Regions from separate parts of the Homo sapiens genome. Here all the other regions are linked to region 3. Evidence: read pairs that join two places in POLR2A ChIA-PET (ENCODE). Cell type or tissue: PC-9. All regions are shown on one strand. Each heading gives the region's core, and the rest is flanking DNA. Links, peaks and the distances in the headings are about the cores only.

Region 1 (6,099 bases), core at 1,111-5,110, 530 kb after region 3:
AGGACGCCCCCCGGCAGGTGCCCCCATTCATACAGCTCACACTGCACCCTGACCCTGGGGACAGGAAGGCAGGACGCATAGTAATGTGGAGATGGGCCCCGAGATGCCCTCCTAGGAAGGCTGCAGGACTAGGCATGCTCAGCCCCGCTCCTGTCCTTCAACAAAAGCAGCCCAGGCTCCTCGTGGCAACCAGAACCCTGTGAACTTCTTCTCCCTCCCGCAAGAGGCCGCTTCCCGCTCACCTCGGCTCACCCCGCAGCTGGGAGCCAGCGTCCCATCCGCACAGGTGCACAGGTTGGGCTGGGAGCAGAAGCCTTCACCGCAGGCGCGCCTACAGATGGCTGGATGAGTGCAGCGGGTGGCAGTCAAGACCAGGACCGAGCCTGGGCCGTCCCTGCTCCATTGGTGTCCGGGCTGGCCGGAACACCTCAGTGGACGCTGCTGGTCATCTGCATCCCCGGCTCTGCTCATAGCACACCCCACCCCTGTTTTCATGGGATGTCCCCCCACTCTCGGGCTGGGCTGGGCAGGGTGTGTGACCCAGGCTGTGGGTTGGGGACTCTGCTAGAGCCATGGGGAGAGAATGCTCTTTGGGCCAGAGCTGCTGAGCTGTGAGGACAGAGCTGGAGGTGCTGGGGTCCTGGATACTGAGGTTGGGTGTCTCCTGGGAAGTGGAGTCAGATTCCAGAGACAGAAACAGAAAGAGAGGGTGAGGCCAGAGAGAGACAAACAGAGAGAGACTCAGAGAAACAGAGAGAGAGAGAATCAGTTAGATAGAGAGACAGTAACCAACAGAGAGAGGCCAGGTGCAGTGGCTCACACCTGGAATCCTAGCACTTTGGGAGGCTGAGATGGGAAAATCGCTTGAGGCCAGAGTTTGAGACCAGCCTGAGCAACACAGAGACCCCCATCTCTAAAAATAATAATAATAAAGAAAAGAAACCAACAGAGAGAGACATGAGCAGAGATGAATAGAGAGAGGCAGAGACAAAGCAAGGGAACCAGAGAGACAGACAGACACAAGGAGGTTGTAGGGCAAAGGAAATGAACATGGCAGGTTGGCCTGGAACCCTGAGGACAGACGCAGATGCAAGGGCCATTCCTGTGGTTCAGCCAGAGGTCCCTGGCTAAGTCCCCGTGTAAACAGAGCTGAACCTGCAGGCAGGTAAGAGTGTCCCCGGCCTGTGCCCCCCCACCTCCAGACGGCGGTAGCACTCACGTACGACACACTGGCTCCTGCCAGGGAATGTCCTCCAGCCTGGACAGCAGTAGGCATGGAACCGGGAGCCGCACACATTCGGCCTTCGGGGACAGCGAGATGGGTCTGGTGAGCCCCTGCCCGTGTGGACATCCCCCCGGGTATTCCGCTGGCCCCAGGACAGCCCAATCCACACCGAAGGGGTCTCCCAGCATCCCAGGTACCACGCACCCCTGCAAGATGCCTGGGCTGCCCCGCCTCCGCACACGTCCAGGACCTGCAGCCTCCAAGGCCCCGTCCCAGCGGCCTTGGCCACCTGCCATGCACAACAGGGCCGACCAGGCCAGCAGGAGCCGGGCCAGGGGGCCCCTTGCCAAATACAGACCCTCCAGAGTCATGGCGTGTCCCCTGGAGGCTGCGGAGAGGAAGCAGAGTCAGCCCTAGATGAGCCCCCCACCCTAGCCATGGGGGACCCAACACAACGAGGAGGGCAGGGTGGTTGCCAAATGGGGCAGCCCCGGGGCCTCTGGGAGCCCAAGGAGGCATCCAGCCCCAACCGGGAAGCGGTGAACAGTCAGAGGAGGCTTCCTGGAGGAGGTGTGATGTTAGAGAAGGGTCTTGGGGCTGAGGGTGCACAGCCAAGGCAAGACGGGAGTGGGAAGTGGAAGGGAGGGGAGAGAGGGCCAGGTGGGGCCAGGTGGGGCCAGGCGTTGCAGGAGTGGGCATAGCAGTGTCATGCAGCTTTTGCTCATTCGTCAAGGACAATGAAGAGCCCTTGAAAAGCTTTGAGTGGGAGGAGCAAGGTCAGAAATGCATGTTAGGTGGTGTGGGGAAGGGCAGCAGGGTCCCGGGGGGGAAACAGGGTGTCAGAAGGCTGGGGGCTGTCCAGATGGGAGAGAGAGGAGAGGAATGGGAGGCTCATGTCGTGGGAGGTGGAGGGCATTGAGGAGATTCCCAAAGTTCTAGCTGGGACGGTGGAGCCCAGAGAGCGTCCAGGGTAGGAGGAAGATGGTAAGTCGTGGAAGGCAACAACCCCACTGTCCCTCTGTGACACAGATACCCCCACTCCTGCAATGCCTGGCCCCACCTGGCCCTGTGTCCCCTCGCCTCCACATCCCACGCCGGTCTTGCCTGGGCTGTGCACCCTTAGCCGCAAGACCCTTTTCTAACATCACACCTCCTCCAGGAAGCCTCCTCTGACTGTTCACTGCTCCCAGGTCAGGGCTGGATGCCTCCCTGGGCAGGGGGCCCAGGCAGGGGCTGGAACTTCCCAATGCAGAGAGTAACCCTGTGCCCAGCAGGGAAGGGACCGCTTCTGTGCCCATTTCACAGATGCACAAACTAAGGCCATCACACCATGAGTGAGGGGCTAAGCCGGAGCTTAAGCCCACGAAGAGAAGAAGGAGGGGAAGAAGATCAGGAACGGAACTCGCTCCTGCCCCCCTTGGCTGGGTCTTTCCTGGGCCATGAAGGACGGGAGGGAGAAGACCGGGACAGGAGACGACCGTTTGGAGGGTGGAGGCAAAATACTTGAGGGAGAGAAGCCAGACCAAGTGGCCTTCCTGTTCCATTCAGGTTCCAGGGAGGAAAGGAACCGGCCCTAGGTGGAGAATGGGCGGGGAGCCCTGCTGTGTGGTCTTGGCCACGCCCCTCTCTGGGCCAACCTGGTTGTCCAAAGGCCCCGGAGAAGGGAGAGACCCCTGTCAACGTTGGAGGGTTGGCTGGCTGGAGAGGGGCGCCCTCTTTTTCTTCTCAGTTGTCCGGGTCAGTCCGCACTCTGAGGCTCCGTGGACTCCAAGCAGCCTCGGGGCTTGCAAGCCCTCCTCCCCCACTCCCTCCGCCCCAGCCCCCTGCCTCGGGTCGGGTGGGGGAATTAGGTGGGGGGAGTCTCTGGCCTGATTTGCCTCGGTCCCCCCTACACACCGCTGCTTCTGCGAGCCACACCCTGGAGTTTGTGGAATGAATGAGCAGAGAAGGCGCGCCCGGCACGGGGTGTGGAGGCTGAGGGCCAAACAGCGAGGGATACCAAGCTTCGCCGACGGGGAGGGGGCGCCCCCGGAGCCCGCGGGGCGCGATCTCCACCCGGCAGGGCCCCCGGCCGCGACCACGCTTGGCTCCGCCCTCACCTGTGGGGTCAGGGGCCCCGCGCCCCGGCCGAGCCCCTCCCGCCGGGTCCCCGCGCCCCCACTCCCCACTGCGGCGGGCGCCACTAGAAGGCGGAGAGGGGAGGGGGCTGGGCCCGGGGCTGCCCGGCTGCGAACAAAGGAATCCTCTCCCCCTCCCCCTGCCGGCCCCCCCGCCCCCGCCTTCTCCACCCTTCAGCGCCCGCGATCTCGCCCCGCCGCTGGCCCCGCGCCTTCACCTACCTGCGAGGCGGCGCGCGTGGAGGCGGGCACGGCAGGCGGACGCGCGGGACTCAGCGCTGCAGGGCGGGCTCCTGCGGCGCCGGGGACCCGGGGCGGGAACGCAAAGCCGAGAGGCCGACCCCGCCGCGTTCCCAGCCCAGAGCTGCCACTCGGGGGGGAGTTGGGGGCGGGAGGAGTTGGAGGAGGGCGCGTTTGCACCTCTTAGCTCCCGGGGCGGGGACGGGGGGCTCCGATCCGGGGCGGGGAGAGAGGCTGCGGCTCGGGGGAGGGTCCGGGGCTCCGAGTGAAAAACTCCGATGGACTGGAGGGATGTGAGGGCGGGCTGGGGGCGCCTAGTAGGGGCTGCCGGGGCCGCGTTTTCGGATCGAGACTAAGGTGGAGGTGGGGCTCTGACTTTTGGAGGGCCTGGACGACAGCCTGGGCAGAGAAGTCCCGGGACTCACCTGGGCGGCCCTCTCAGGGCCTCCCAAGCCGCCACCCCCTCCCTCGAGCAAGGAGAATTGCGAGAGTGACGTTGGAAACTCACCTGGCTCTTGGAGCCTGGATTCTTAACTAGGCTGAGATCAGGGGCCCCTAAATATGTTGACAAAACATTGGGCAAAGCTGTATTTCCCAGGGAGAAGGGCCCAGGTTTTTCATCTGGTTCTCAAAATGAAGAGGTTAACAATTCAAACGGTGTAAACTTTCAAATCTCTTTGAACCTGTTTGTCCACCTACCAAAGGGACCAGACAAGAATTTTGGCTCCCTATCTGTTGTCAGTACTCCAAACAAAAATTTCTAGGCTTTTCCACTACCTTCATACCTTTGAGAATAGACCCTTAACATGGGGATCTGTCAGAAGCTGTGCGTTGGGCCTGAAGCTGTTACTCCATCCAGCAAACTCCTACGCATCTGTCAAAGTCCAGTTCAAAAATTCCCTCCCTATCCGCAAATTGTGAGTTTACTCTATTGAACTCCCAAAGCTGATTGTGCTGAATATCCCCCCACCACAGTACTTCCGGAATCTAATAAATAAGTAAGCCCAGTGGGCTTGAAACCAGGAGTTCGAGACTAACCTGGGTAACATAGTGAGACCCCATCTCTAAAAAAAAAAAAAAAAAAAAAATTAAAAAGAATTAGCCAGGCCTGGTGGCATGCATCTATAGTCCCAGCTACTCAGGAGGCTGAGGCAGGAGGACTGCTTCAGCCTAGGAGGTTGAGGCTGCAGTGAGTTATGATTGTGCCACTGCACTCCAGCCTGGGCAACTGAGCAAGACCCTATCTCCAAAAATTGGAGACCCTGTCTCCATTCCGGAAGTGCTATGGTGGGAGTATATTCAGCAAGTCAGCTTTGGGAGTTCAATAGGGTAAACTCACAATTTGCAGGGAGGGAGAGGATTTTGTTTATGTTTTGTTTTGTTTGTTTTTTGAGACAAAGTCTTGCCCTGTCACCCAGGCTGGAGTGCAATGGCACGATCTTGGCTCACTACAACCTCCACCTCCCAGGTTCAAGCAATTCTCCTGCTTCAGCCTTCCGAGTAGCTGGGATTACGGGCTTGTGCCATCATGCCCGGTAAATTTTTTGTATCTTTAGTAGAGACGGGGATTCACCATGTTGGCCAGGCTGGTCTCGAACTCCTAACATCGTGATCCACCTGCCTCGGCCTCCCAAAGTGCTGAGATTACAGGCGTGAGCCACCGAGTCTGGCCCAGAAGGGGATTTTTGAAGTAGGTTTTGACAGTTGCATAGGAGTTTGCTGGAGGAAACAGAACAGGCAAAGGCCTGGAGAAGGAGAGAACTTAGAACAAACATGCCTGGATGGAGTGAGGTTGGAACTTTAGGAGAGAGGAGAAGGGGAGGGAGCAAGAGGAAAGCAGGAAACATAAGAAGAGGCTAGAAGCACCGAGGAGCCCTCAGCAGGCTCCCCCCCCACCTCTGAGGGGAGACACGGTGGACTCACAGAAAGGGGAGGTTCTCCCAAGGCTCCACTTCCAGGTCTTAGACTGTGTCCGGGGAGCATTGAGGGCCCCAGGGCTGGGCTCGGGGAGCATGGGACAGACGCCGACTTCAGGGACAAGATCCAGTCATCCTGGCCAAGGGAGGGGCCCGTGGACCCTGTGAGAAGGGTCAGGTGGGGTGCTGGGGCATGGGGAGGGTGGACTGGGGAGGGAACCCCAGGATGGAGGTGGCCCAGCAGAGACAGGGGGGTGGGGTTCCTGTTGGAGGGTGGGCCCAGGGGCTATTGTGGACAAACCAGTTTCCCCGGCCACCTTGGACACCTCTTTCCAGGCTCCTCTGCCAAGGTCCACCCAGATTTGTTCTGCAACAAATGAATCTTACATGGGCACGGGGACAAGCACCGGGTGCCCTAGAAGCAGCCCAGCATAGGTGCAAAAGGTGGGGAGAGATTGTCCCATCCCAGGGACACTGCACAGCCACTGTTGCCATGGCTAAGTCTGGAGGAGGGCTTTCCTGGAAGAACTGTGGGCCAGGGAGCGACTCAGTCCTAGAAGTCTCCCTACCTGCCCTCCAGAAGAGAGGGGAGAAGGAAGCC
Region 2 (4,786 bases), core at 787-4,786, 110 kb before region 3:
GGTAGGGATGGGGTTTCACCGTATTGATCAGGCTGGTCTTGAACTCCTGACCTCAGGTGATCCACCTGCCTTGGCCTCTCAAAGTGCTGGGATTACAGGCATGAGCCACCACACCTGGCTGTATTTTTAAATTTATCATTATTTTTTAGAGATGAGGGTCTTACTATGTTGCCCAAGCTGGTCTCCAGCTCAAGATGGGCTCAAGCCCATCTTTGCACTTCAGCCACCTGAATAGCTGGGATTACAGGCATGGGCCATTGCACCTGGCTTTTAGTATAATTTATTTTATTTTTATTTTTATCTTTTGGTGTTTGCCAGACAGCTCTCAGTCTACACTGTTCAGAATGGCCCAGCTCCCCTTCCCAGGCAAGAAATAGAATTCCTTCCAGAGGGCTTGAGATGGCAGGGAATCTCAATCTCTCTCTCTCTCCCCCCATCCCCCTTGCCTATCCTAAGGGGGCCCCAACACCCTCAAGTGGGACTACACGAGACAAGATGGGACTTCCTACCAAAGACAGTTCCAGGCCCTGCCAGGCCCACCTGCCTTGAGGTGTAAGAGGGTAAATTGAGGCTGTGTTGGGGCTGCAGGCGGGGGCAGAATTGGGGGCTGGGTGGTTTGGGCCTTCCTATCCCTGTCTGCCCACAGGCCTCCTCCGGAGTGGAGCTGGGAGACTGCAAGATCAGCTATGGATCAACGTGTTCGGAGCAGAAACAGGCCTACAGGCCCCAGGATCTGCCTGAAGATAGGTATAAAGGGGCCACTGCGGGCACGGTGGCTCATGCCTGTAATCCCAGCACTTTGGGAGGCTGAGGCAGACAGATCATGAGGTCAGGAGCTCGAGACCAGCCTGGCCAATATGGTGAAACCCTGTCTCTACTAAAAATACAACAATTAGCCGGGTGTGGTGGTGGGCGCCTGTAATCCCAGTTACTCCGGAGGCTGAGGCAGGAGAATCGCCTGAACCCGGGAGGCGGAGGCTGCAGTGAGCCAAGATTGCACCACTGCACTCCAGCCTGTTCGACAGAGCAAGACTCCATCTCAAAAAAAAAAAAAAAGTGGGGGACGAGGGGGCACTGCCTTCCCACCCAGATGGGACAACTGGCTTTCAGTAGCATGTGGTATTTGCCCCTTAGGGCTTTAGGGCCCATACTCTGCCTCTGAGGTCTCTGTCACTGGTAGCCAAGGTGCACTATTGTGCCAGATCTCTCATTATCAGAGCCCCACAGCTTGGTCATTAGGAAACCCTGCTCCCCTCCCTCTTTCTGGGGGTTGCAAGGCCCCAGATGGATCCACTTTAGCTTCTTCTTCTTCTTTTTTTTTTTCTTTTTTTTTTTTTGAGACGTAGTCTCGCTCTGTTGCCCAGGCTTGAGTGCAGTGGCACAATCTCAGCTCACTGCAACCTCCGCCTCCCGGGTTCAAGCAATTCTCCTGCCTCAGCCTACCGAGTAGCTGGAATTACAGGCATGTGCCACCATGCCCGGCTAATTTTGTATTTTTAGTAGAGATGGGGTTTCACCATTTTTGCCAATCTGTTCTCAAAAGCCTGACCTCAGGTGATCCACCCACCTCAGCCTCCCAAAGTGCTGAGATTACAGGGGTGGGCCACCATGCCCAGCCCACTTTACCTTATTCTTGATGGAATAATACACTACGTACAGGTATGACAAGGCCCAGGCCACAGCCCACATCCACTGTGTAAATATCCGTCCTGGTGACGGCCTCTTCCGCGACAGGACCACCAAGGCCGAGCACTTCTATGCCAGGGAGCCAGGTGAGAGCCTGAGGCCCGCCCCGTCCCGCCTCCCACCGCAGCCTCCCAGGGCAGCTCTGCACCTGTTCCGCTTCTGGCAGAGCCTTTTGTTCTTCACCACGATCAGACTCCGGAGTCGCACATCCTGAAAGGAAATTGGTGCCCCGGCCCCGGCAGTCTGGACACCTTCATGCAGTACTTCTACGGCCAGGTGAGCAGGAAGAGCGAAAAGGCGGCAGGGAAAAGGGCTTCCCAGACAGAGCAAATAGCAGGTGCAGAAGTCCCAAAGTGGGAGTGAGCTTGATATGTATGCAGGAATCTCCTGGATGTACTTGAGTGATCTAGGGCGAGTCACTTAACCACTCCGATCCTCCTCCGTGGCTCCTTCTGTAAAATGAGATAAGAGTACCAACTCCCAGTGCTACCAGGTGGGGCCCAGAAGGGGTGAGGGAGCTGTCCAAGGTCACACAGAGCCCACCTCCTCCCTCCCCCCCGGGCCCGGGGACCTCTCGGACGCCGGAGCTTTCAAATGCCATGTGGTCCTACAGCCGCCACCCCCGACCCAGCCACCCAGCCGCCACGTGCCTCATGAGAAATTGCAGAGTCATGTGACCCTAGGGGAGCCAAAGCTACTCAAACGCTTCTTCAAGACCACCATGGGCTCGGACTACTGCCCTTCAGAGTGGAGACAGGTGCAGAAAGCGCCCAACCTCCACTTGCAGCAAAGCTACCTGCCGCGGGGCACGGGCGGTGAGCGCTCCCGGGAAGCCCCGCCCCATGGAGCCCCGCCCCGGGAAGCCCCACCCCCGAAAGCCCCGCCCCCATGGAGCCCCTCCCCATGGAGCCCCGCCCCCACGGAGCCCCGTCCCGGGAAGCCCAGCCCTGGAAGCCTCGCCCTTGCCACTGCTCTGGCCCCGCCCCTAACCAGCCCTCCCCTCCCCCGGCTTCATCCCCTGAAAGGCTAAATCCCACCCCCAATTGACCAGAACCCCAACTCTGCTCCTGGATAATCCCGCCCCTTCATGGCCATGCCTCTCCCCTTCATAACTCCATCCTTCTGGACACGGCCCTGCCCCTTCTCCATCCTCTCTTATCCAGTCTTAACTCCTCTTCCATTGTCAGACTCTGGCTCCGCCCCTGACCCGCTAGCCTGCCCTGCCTGGCCCTGCCCACAGACTCATCTGGCCCGGCCCCGCCCCTGACCTTCTTAGCCCTATGCCCTAGCTCTGGGTTCCTCCCCTAGCTCCTCCGTCCTCCTCCAGCTCCTCCCTCTTCCCAAGCTCCTCCCCCTTTCTCTGGCTCCTTCCTTTGTCCCAGCTCCTCCCTCTTTCCCAGTTCCTCCCTCTTCCCCAGCTCCTCTCTCCTCCCCTGGCTCCTTCCTCCTCCCCCACCTCCTCCCTCTTCCCCAGCGCCTACCTCTTTCCCAGCTCCTCCCTCTTTCCCAGCTCCTCCCCCTTCCTCTGGCTTCTCCCTCCTTCTTTGGCTCCTCCCTCCCCCCTCTCCTAATCCATTTTTCTCCCCTGGTCAACTTCAGCGCTGGCCTGGGCTTGGCTCTTGAACCCTTCCCTTGAACTTCACCACACCCTCAGCCCCGCCTCGGCCCACAGCCCTCACTCAGCCTCCCCAACCTGAATCTCCAGAATTCGATTTTTTAACCATGAACCAGAAGATGCTGAAGCCACACAGAACACCTCCGGCCCCGGTGACTGAAGAGATGCTACAGCGGGTAAGGGAGGCGGAGGGGAGCCACCCATCATTAGGCAACCCCCACATTGGTGTAGAGTTATCTCAGGACGACTATGCTGTCACCCTGTCTCAGAGTTAGTGATCACCCAGGCTCGGGGGCATCTTAATATCCCTTCAGCCTGAAGATCATCCCTAGCTTGGCCGGGTGCAGTGGTTCACGCTTGTAATCCCAGCGCTTTGGGAGGCCGAAGCAGGCGGATCACCTGAAGTCAGGAGTTCGAGACCAGCCTGGCCAACATGGTGAAACCCCGTCTCTACTAAAAATACAAAAATTAGTCAGGCATGGTGGCGCATGCCTGTAATCCCAGCTACTAGGGAGGCTGAGACAGAATTGCTTGAACCAGGGAGGCAGAGGTTTCAGTGAGCCAAGATCGCACCATTGCACTCTGGGCTGGGCAACAGAGCAAGACTCTGCCTCAAAAAAAGGAAAAAAAAAAATAGAGGTCATCTCTAGCTCACCCCCCAGGGTCATGTCAAGGTCAGCTCAGGGGCATCTTTGCACCACCACCACTGTTATACCCAAGACGAGGGTTAATTCAGAGCCACCCAGGATCACCCCAGCCCTGGAGTCCTTCCAGGGACACCCCTGGTTTCTCTCCATCTTCTTATCCAGCTCCTCATTCAGCCCAGCCTGGGGCCCTTTTTGCCCACCTCTCCCCAGAGTTCAACCTCCCCAGCCTTTGATGCTCTGGCTCTGTCCCTAGGCGGCCCCACCTTACCCCAGGCTTCACCTTCTGAAGGGCTAAATCCCACCCCAAATTGACCAGAACCCCAACTCCGCCCCTGGACAATCCCGCCCCTTCGTGGCCAAGCCCCGCCCCTGCATAACTCCACCCTTCTGGCCATAGCCTCGCCCCTTTCCCTATCCTCTCTTACCCAGTCTTAACCATCCTCCTTGGTCAGACACTGGCTCCGCCCCGACCAGCTAGCCTGCCCTGCCTGGCCCCGCCCCCTGACTCATCAGGCCTGGAGATCCTGGGGTGGACAGGGTGGATCGGCCACCTCCCAGGCTGCCCTGCCAGGCTGTCCACCCTGTCTCCACAGTGCAAGTACAGCCACATGGAGCCCCCTCTGGGTGGACTGCGCTTCTTCTCAACACAATACAAGGACGAGTTTCCTTTCAAGTACCAGGGCCCAGCAGCCCTGAGACTGAAAAATCCTCAGGAGGGCTTCGTGCCCCTGGGCACGCCTCACCAGCGCGGCTGCAGGGAGAAGATAGACCCTCTGGTCCCCCAGCCCCCTATGTACCTGTGCCCCAGCCAGCAATAAATGCCATCTTGGCAACATTC
Region 3 (6,099 bases), core at 592-4,591:
AGAGATGGAGGGACGCGTGTGGGCACGTGTGCATGGGGCATAGTCTGTACCTGGCAGACAGGACTCAAGCATGTGCCTCAGTGCACTTGAGTGCCAGGTGTTCCTGTGGGAGGAGGACAGCACGGGGCACTGCATGGACTTGGGAGGGTGTGCAGTGTATACCGCCTCCTCTGCAGTGTGTGTGGCCCGCCTTTTTTTTTTTTTTTTTTTTTTTTGTTTTTTTGAGAGGGAGTCTTGCTGTGTCGCCCAGGCTGGAGTGCAGTGGCGCAATCTTGGCTCACGGCAACCTCCGCCCCCTGGGTGCAAGTGATTCTCGTGCCTCAGCCTCCTGAGTAGCTGGGGTTACCCGTGCCTGTAGAGACGGTGTTTCACCATGTTGGCCAGGCTGGCCTCGAACTCCCGACCTCAAGTGATCTGCCCGCTTTGGCCTCCCGAAGTGCTGGGATTACAGGCATGAGCCACGATGCCCAGCCGTGGCCCTTATTTTCCTTGGCCCCTCTGCACATAGGGAAGCTTCCCATCTCTGACCCCACCTCCATCCCATCCTGACCCCACCTCCATCCCATCCTTCTCCCACTGCAGGGCTCCCTCCCCGTCAGGTCTCATGTCCCCAAGCCGCCTGCCTGGAAGCCGCGAACGGGACTGGGAAAATGGCAGCAATGCCTCCTCCCCAGCGTCAGTGCCCGAGTACACAGGTAAGCAGGGGCTCTGGGTGATGTGAGGAGCAACAGGCACCCTCCTCCACAGCCCCTGCTCATTCCTGCTGCCCCCCACCCCCTCCCACTGCCTCACCCTCTAGGTCCACGGCTGTACAAAGAACCCAGCGCCAAGTCCAACAAGTTCATCATCCACAATGCCCTATCACACTGCTGCCTGGCGGGCAAGGTGAACGAACCGCAGAAGAATCGCATTCTGGAGGTGAGCCCGCCCACACGTGGGAGTTGGGGGCTGGTGGGTGGGTGGGTGGCCTGACTTGGCCAGCTGACCATTTCCAGCACTCCTGCCCAGGAAATTGAGAAAAGCAAGGCCAACCACTTCCTGATCCTCTTTCGCGACTCGAGCTGCCAGTTCCGGGCGCTCTACACGCTGTCGGGGGAGACAGAGGAGCTGTCGCGGCTGGCAGGGTATGGGCCCCGGACCGTCACGCCCGCCATGGTGGAAGGCATCTACAAGTACAACTCGGACCGCAAGCGCTTCACCCAGATCCCCGCCAAGACCATGTCCATGAGCGTCGATGCCTTCACCATCCAGGGACACCTCTGGCAGGGCAAGAAACCCACCACTCCCAAGAAGGGCGGCGGCACCCCCAAATAGCCCCACCCGGGCGGTCCACGGGCCGGGCCCTGTGTGCTGCGGCCGCCATCCCCTGGAGGACAGTCAGTCGGTATTCCTGGGTCCTGTCTGTCCCCAACCGTGTCTGGGTGGGGCTGGAGTCTCCACCCTCTGACTTTGAGTCCAGTCCTGCTGTGGGGGCTGAGCTGGGAGGTTCAGGGACTCAGGGCTCAGCTCAGTCCCCTTGTCTGTCCTCCCCCACTTCTTGAATAAAATAATTTAAAGAGAAGTTGAACCTTGTCCCCCCCTCCGAGGCTGGCCGGGGTCCCACACTCCCTGGCTGTGTTTTTAGTCTCCTGTTCTTTCTCAAACCAACTCCTGTCTTCAACCCCCATAATCCCCTAATGCAGCTTCAGCCAGGGCACTCCCAGCCCCCAGCCAGGGCTGTTTCGAAGCTGCCTCTGAACTGATCTCTCAGGCTCGAGGTGTCCCACTGGCCCTTCCTGTGGCCTTGGCCACCCCCGCTTGCTGGATTCTCCTGGTCTGTGTGGCTGTTGTTACTGGCCCTAACCAGCGTTTGGCATGGGGCCAACTTCTAACTTGATCTTGTCTCCCCTGGCCAGCCTGGTGTTTCCAGGCCTGGCATCTACCTCTGGGCCAGTGATTCCAGGTTTCTCTGAGATCTGTGTTTGACAATCCAGTTGCCCCCTGCCATTGCCTGGGTGTCTCTCTCAGATGCAAGGCCTGCCCTGCAACCCAGGCTGGCACTGGCTTCCCAGCTGCCGCCCAGTTCTACACAGCTCAGCCCTCCCCTCCTGTCTCACTCGCTTCTCTCCAGCCCTGTCACCTCCCTGCAAAGTCCAAGCCAATGGCCTGGGCCTCCCCATGTCCCCAGCTGCCTCCTGCCCACACAGCAGCCTGTGTGACCCGTTCGAAGCACAAATCTGATTATATCCCTTGATACTTAAAACCCCTTAATAGCCTACAGCCCGCTAATGGCTTCCCAGGCTTAGGACTAAGGACCACGCCCTGGTCCTGGGCCGTGCACAAGGTCTGGCGCCTGGCCCCCGTCCAGGCACAGAAACGCGTTACTAATCAGTTCCCAGAGCTGGGCCAGAGCCTGCCTGACTCCAAGACTTGAGGGCAAGGGCCAGTCCCTAGTGGGGAACAGACAGTGGGTGCCACCCCAGGGAGGCGGCAGCTGCCTGGGGCCACAGAAGGGCTCTGAGAGGCAGGGGCTGGCGAGACCTGGGCAGCCAGGGGCTGGATTGCCCTTCCCAGGCTACAGAGGCTCAAGGAAGTTTCCGGGCAGGACCCACTCCAAGGCCCCAGGCAGCGGAGGGACTGGCCTCTCGAGTCCAGAACTGGCTCTGCGGGGTGAGGCCGGGCAGTATCTGGCCTGGGGCCCAGCCGCCCCACCTCCCACAGCAGCCAATCCCGGCCCAGGGCCAGGCACTCCTGAGCTGTACTCCCTCGGGCACCTGGGCAGCAGGAAGGAGGCTCAGACCATGATGTACAAACGTAGCTGTATTGGGGAGGGGGTGGGGAGGGGGGATGGGGGAGGGACGGGTCAGTCTTCCTTCAGGCTCCCAAACACTGCGGCTGGCACGCTCTGCTGCTCCAGCCGAACCTCTGTGGGGAAGGCGGGAGCCAGTCACCCTCCTGGCGTTGGCCTGTCCCCCGAGGCCCACCCTGGTAATGCCACCGTCCCCGCCCCAGCCGGGCCCTCACCGTTGGGCTCCAGGTCCATCTCGTCCTCGTCCTCGTCCTCGCCCAGCTGGATCTCCTCGGGGTTGACCTGCTGTGCCAGCTCTGCCAGCTCCTCCCGGGAGGCGTCACTCCTAGGGACGGGCCATGCTGCCTCAGTTCCCCACCCCGGGCCCCCTTGGGACCTGTCCCAGTCCTGTCCCGTCCAAGGATCCGCCCTCACCTCACGAACAGGATCTTGCTCTGGGCGCGCAAGGGCTGGTCACGCTCCGCCTCAGCCGCCAGCTGCTCTGCCCGCTGTTCCAGCAGCTTCATGTCGTCCATGCCACTCTGCCCAGGGGCCAGGTCAGACACTAGGGGGTGGGAGCAGGGGGTCAGCGCCACGGGGGCCCCTCCCACACATCGGACGTTGCACTATCCCAGTCCCCCAGGTGATGGCCCAGCCCTCAAGGAGATTGCCATCAGGATCCGAGGCTCCCAGACCCGGAAAGCCCAGGTCAGGCCGGGCTGAGATGCCCTGGATCAGGAACTCAGCCAGCTGGGACGGCTCACCGGTGCCCGTGGCACTGCCCGAGACCTTGAGCATCTGCGAGGCCATGAAGTTGACCTGCGTGTTGTACGTGGCCTGCACGCTGCGCCGGATACGCAGCATTTCCTTGATGGTGTCCTCATTGCCATGCCGGACCTCAAAGTCCTTCCACGTCTGCCAGAACGCGCCGGTCGTCTGCGTGGGGGGCAGGGCAGGGGTGGGTGTGTGTGCCCGTGAGCTGGCTGACTCCGCCGCAGCCCCCAACCCTGATACCCGTCCCTCCCCACAGCCCTACCCGGGGGTCACAGATCTGGGAGCAGAAGCTGTAGATGGCCCGGGCGCGGTCAATCTCCCCGAGCTTGCACTCCATGTCTGCAAACCGCAGGCACATCTCACGCGCGTGCTCGTCCGACAGCACCTGGACACCGGGGTTGGGGAGGCCGGGAGTGAGGCCGGGGTAGCTCGGGGGCTCCCAACACACCATGGCCATCCCTGTGCTTCCAGAAGGCTCCTCCTCAGCCCCTCCCACCTGCCTGGACCCCTTCCGTCTGCTCAGGGACCTCTGGCCCCGGCCCAGCCCCCCACGGTGGGTACCTCAATGGCCTTCTGGTAGATGCCGCGGGTGTGGGTGACCCCATAGATCTCGGCCGCCCGCTTGATGTAGATGTTGAACATGTCATACTGCTGGGCGGGCTCCACGGCCCTGGTGGCACGCTCGTACACGGCCATGGCATGCCGGGCCAGGCCCCACTCCTCCTCCAGCTGTGCGTACAGCAGGTACAAGGCTGGGCGGGGTAGGCGGGGAGAGGGGAGCACGGTCAGCCGGGGCCAGTCAGAAACCCAGCCCGCCCGCCACCCCCCCCATGCCCTCTGCCCGCCTCACTCTTGGCATATTTTGGGGGGCAGCCGTCCAGAGCCTGTTCAAACAGGTCCCGTGCCCGCTCCAGCTTGCGGCCCCCATAGCGGGCAATGAATTTGGTCAGGTAGGTGCTCCAGATGTCGGACACGTTGGGCCACTTGAACAGCGAGATGCCGCGCTCGTACGCCTGTTACCAGAGGGAGAGTCACATGTGAGAGTCTGCAGATAGAGACCACCAGGCACCCGGGATGTCCTTGGGTGGCGTCTGTAGGGAGCCTGCCAGGAACTCCCTTGGGGCCCTTCCCTGTCCACGCCTCCCTGTCCCTAATGGCAGTTGTGGGGGTCTGTCCTCTGCACTGTCTCCCTCTGTGAGAACCCCAAGAACAGGGGTGCAATGGGACCTGCTAAGCACAGTCTGGCCCCATAGGAGGTGACATGATGGGTGAAGGTGGGTGGCTCCCCAGCTCCGCTGACGCTGGCTGCCTGTCCCCAGGGAGAAGGCCGCACCCCCTGACAGAGGGGCAGGCAGTAGCACGCGTATGCATGTACGACCTCCCCATTTGTGTATCTGTATAATGCCCACACGATCCATAGAAACACACACTCAAACATGACTGCTCCGGCCGCGGGACATGGCCTTCCCACGGACACGCAACCCACCCCCTGGACCCCACAACCCGTCTCCTGAGCAGCGGGGCAGGGAGAGCCCGCACACACTGGCACCAACACCCTCCCCATGAGTCATGGGTGCACGTGGAAGTAGGATTCTGTGCCTGCTATGGAATGAACTGTGCCCCCCTCAAAACATTCATATGCTCAAATCTTAACCCCCAGTACCTCAGAAAGTAGATTCGTTTGAAGATGAGATCACTAAGTTAAACTGAGGTCGTTAGGGGCCACCTAATCCATTATGACTGATGTCCTTTATAAGAAGAGGAAATTTCAAAAGTGACACACACAAAGAGAAGGCCACACAAAGACATAGGGAGAAGGCGGCTGTCTGTAAGCTAAGGAGAGAGGCCTCAGGAGGAACCAGCCCTGCCCATGCCTCGATCCTGGACTTCCAGCCTCCAGGACGGGGAGAAGCTAAATCTTTGTTGTTTAAGTCACCCAGTCTGTATACTGTGTCACACAAGCCCCAGCAGATTCGTAAGTTGCTGAGGACCCCTGGGGAGGGGACACTGCCATCAGGGGCCTCTGGGTCCACCCTAGCCCCTCACCTTGAAGCTCTCCTCGAAGTACTTGTGCTCCTCCAGGAACATGGCATAGTTGATGACGATCTGGGGTGTTGCGATACGCAGGTCCAGGATGCGGTCGTACACGGCCTTGGTGGACTGCAGGGGTGGGGATGGGAAAGGTTGGAGCTGGTTCTGGAGCTGAGTCCGGGGCCCCGTCCCTCCCCAGCCACAGGCAGCTCACCTGGAAGGTGCCGAGGCTCTCCTCCAGGTCGGCGAGCATGGACCAGACCTTCAGTGACTTGTACACGCGGTTCTGCACGGGCTCTGAACCATCAAAGTACTCGGCCCGGCGGGCAGGCAGCGCCGTGGCCTTCTGCAGGGGCAGACAGTGGCCGGGGAGGCGCTCAGGGGCTGTCCCTGGCCCTTGCCCTACAACCTGCAGCCCCCACCCCACAGCCTGGGCCTGTTCTCACTCGCAGCAGCCGCAAGGCCTCATCGTAGTTCTCGTGTCGGAGCTCCAGCTCTCCGCACTGACACCACACGCTTGCCAGGTC

Evidence for each region. ChIA-PET counts read pairs that join two places held together with the same protein. Peaks named below come from ENCODE experiments on the same cell type or tissue, not always from the same donor. Only the 100,000 strongest peaks of a DNase experiment are listed, where the experiment ranks them.
Region 1: POLR2A ChIA-PET joins it to region 3 with 8 read pairs; 1 of 35 experiments calls an interaction of 5 or more read pairs at or near these places.
Region 2: POLR2A ChIA-PET joins it to region 3 with 5 read pairs; 2 of 35 experiments call an interaction of 5 or more read pairs at or near these places.

Annotation. Positions count from the first base shown.
Region 1 is chr19:8,145,885-8,151,983 of GRCh38, forward strand. FBN3 (fibrillin 3) reads right to left here and starts at 3,708. Exons shown (of 64, transcript NM_032447.5): 1 at 3,565-3,708; 2 at 1,430-1,613; 3 at 1,220-1,302; 4 at 243-341; 5 at 1-54. The coding sequence starts at 1,596. RefSeq lists enhancers at 923-1,894, 1,895-2,865. In PC-9, for the core only: no CTCF peak of the experiment used is centred there; no DNase peak of the experiment used is centred there; H3K4me3 peaks cover 540 bases; H3K27me3 peaks cover 3,723 bases.
Region 2 is chr19:7,503,665-7,508,450 of GRCh38, forward strand. SAXO5 (stabilizer of axonemal microtubules 5) reads left to right here. Exons shown (of 9, transcript NM_198534.3): 3 at 457-560; 4 at 647-747; 5 at 1,660-1,772; 6 at 1,853-1,962; 7 at 2,300-2,501; 8 at 3,392-3,477; 9 at 4,542-4,786. The coding sequence ends at 4,766. Among named protein-coding and RNA genes, the nearest start is that of SAXO5, 8.5 kb to the left of the region's middle. RefSeq lists a silencer at 2,887-2,966 and an enhancer at 4,279-4,573. In PC-9, for the core only: no CTCF peak of the experiment used is centred there; DNase peaks (open chromatin) are centred at 1,906, 2,927 and 4,447; H3K4me3 peaks cover 1,097 bases; H3K27ac peaks cover 877 bases.
Region 3 is chr19:7,616,744-7,622,842 of GRCh38, forward strand. It overlaps CAMSAP3 (calmodulin regulated spectrin associated protein family member 3), which reads left to right. Exons shown (of 17, transcript NM_020902.2): 15 at 583-695; 16 at 800-918; 17 at 1,009-1,561. The coding sequence ends at 1,314. It overlaps XAB2 (XPA binding protein 2), which reads right to left. Exons shown (of 19, transcript NM_020196.3): 10 at 6,019-6,099; 11 at 5,787-5,918; 12 at 5,588-5,701; 13 at 4,392-4,554; 14 at 4,103-4,293; 15 at 3,804-3,926; 16 at 3,532-3,703; 17 at 3,203-3,332; 18 at 3,004-3,113; 19 at 2,782-2,904. The coding sequence ends at 2,843. MIR6792 (microRNA 6792) reads left to right here and starts at 696; the gene lies at 696-762. In PC-9, for the core only: no CTCF peak of the experiment used is centred there; DNase peaks (open chromatin) are centred at 1,848 and 2,648; H3K4me3 peaks cover 974 bases; H3K27ac peaks cover 2,038 bases.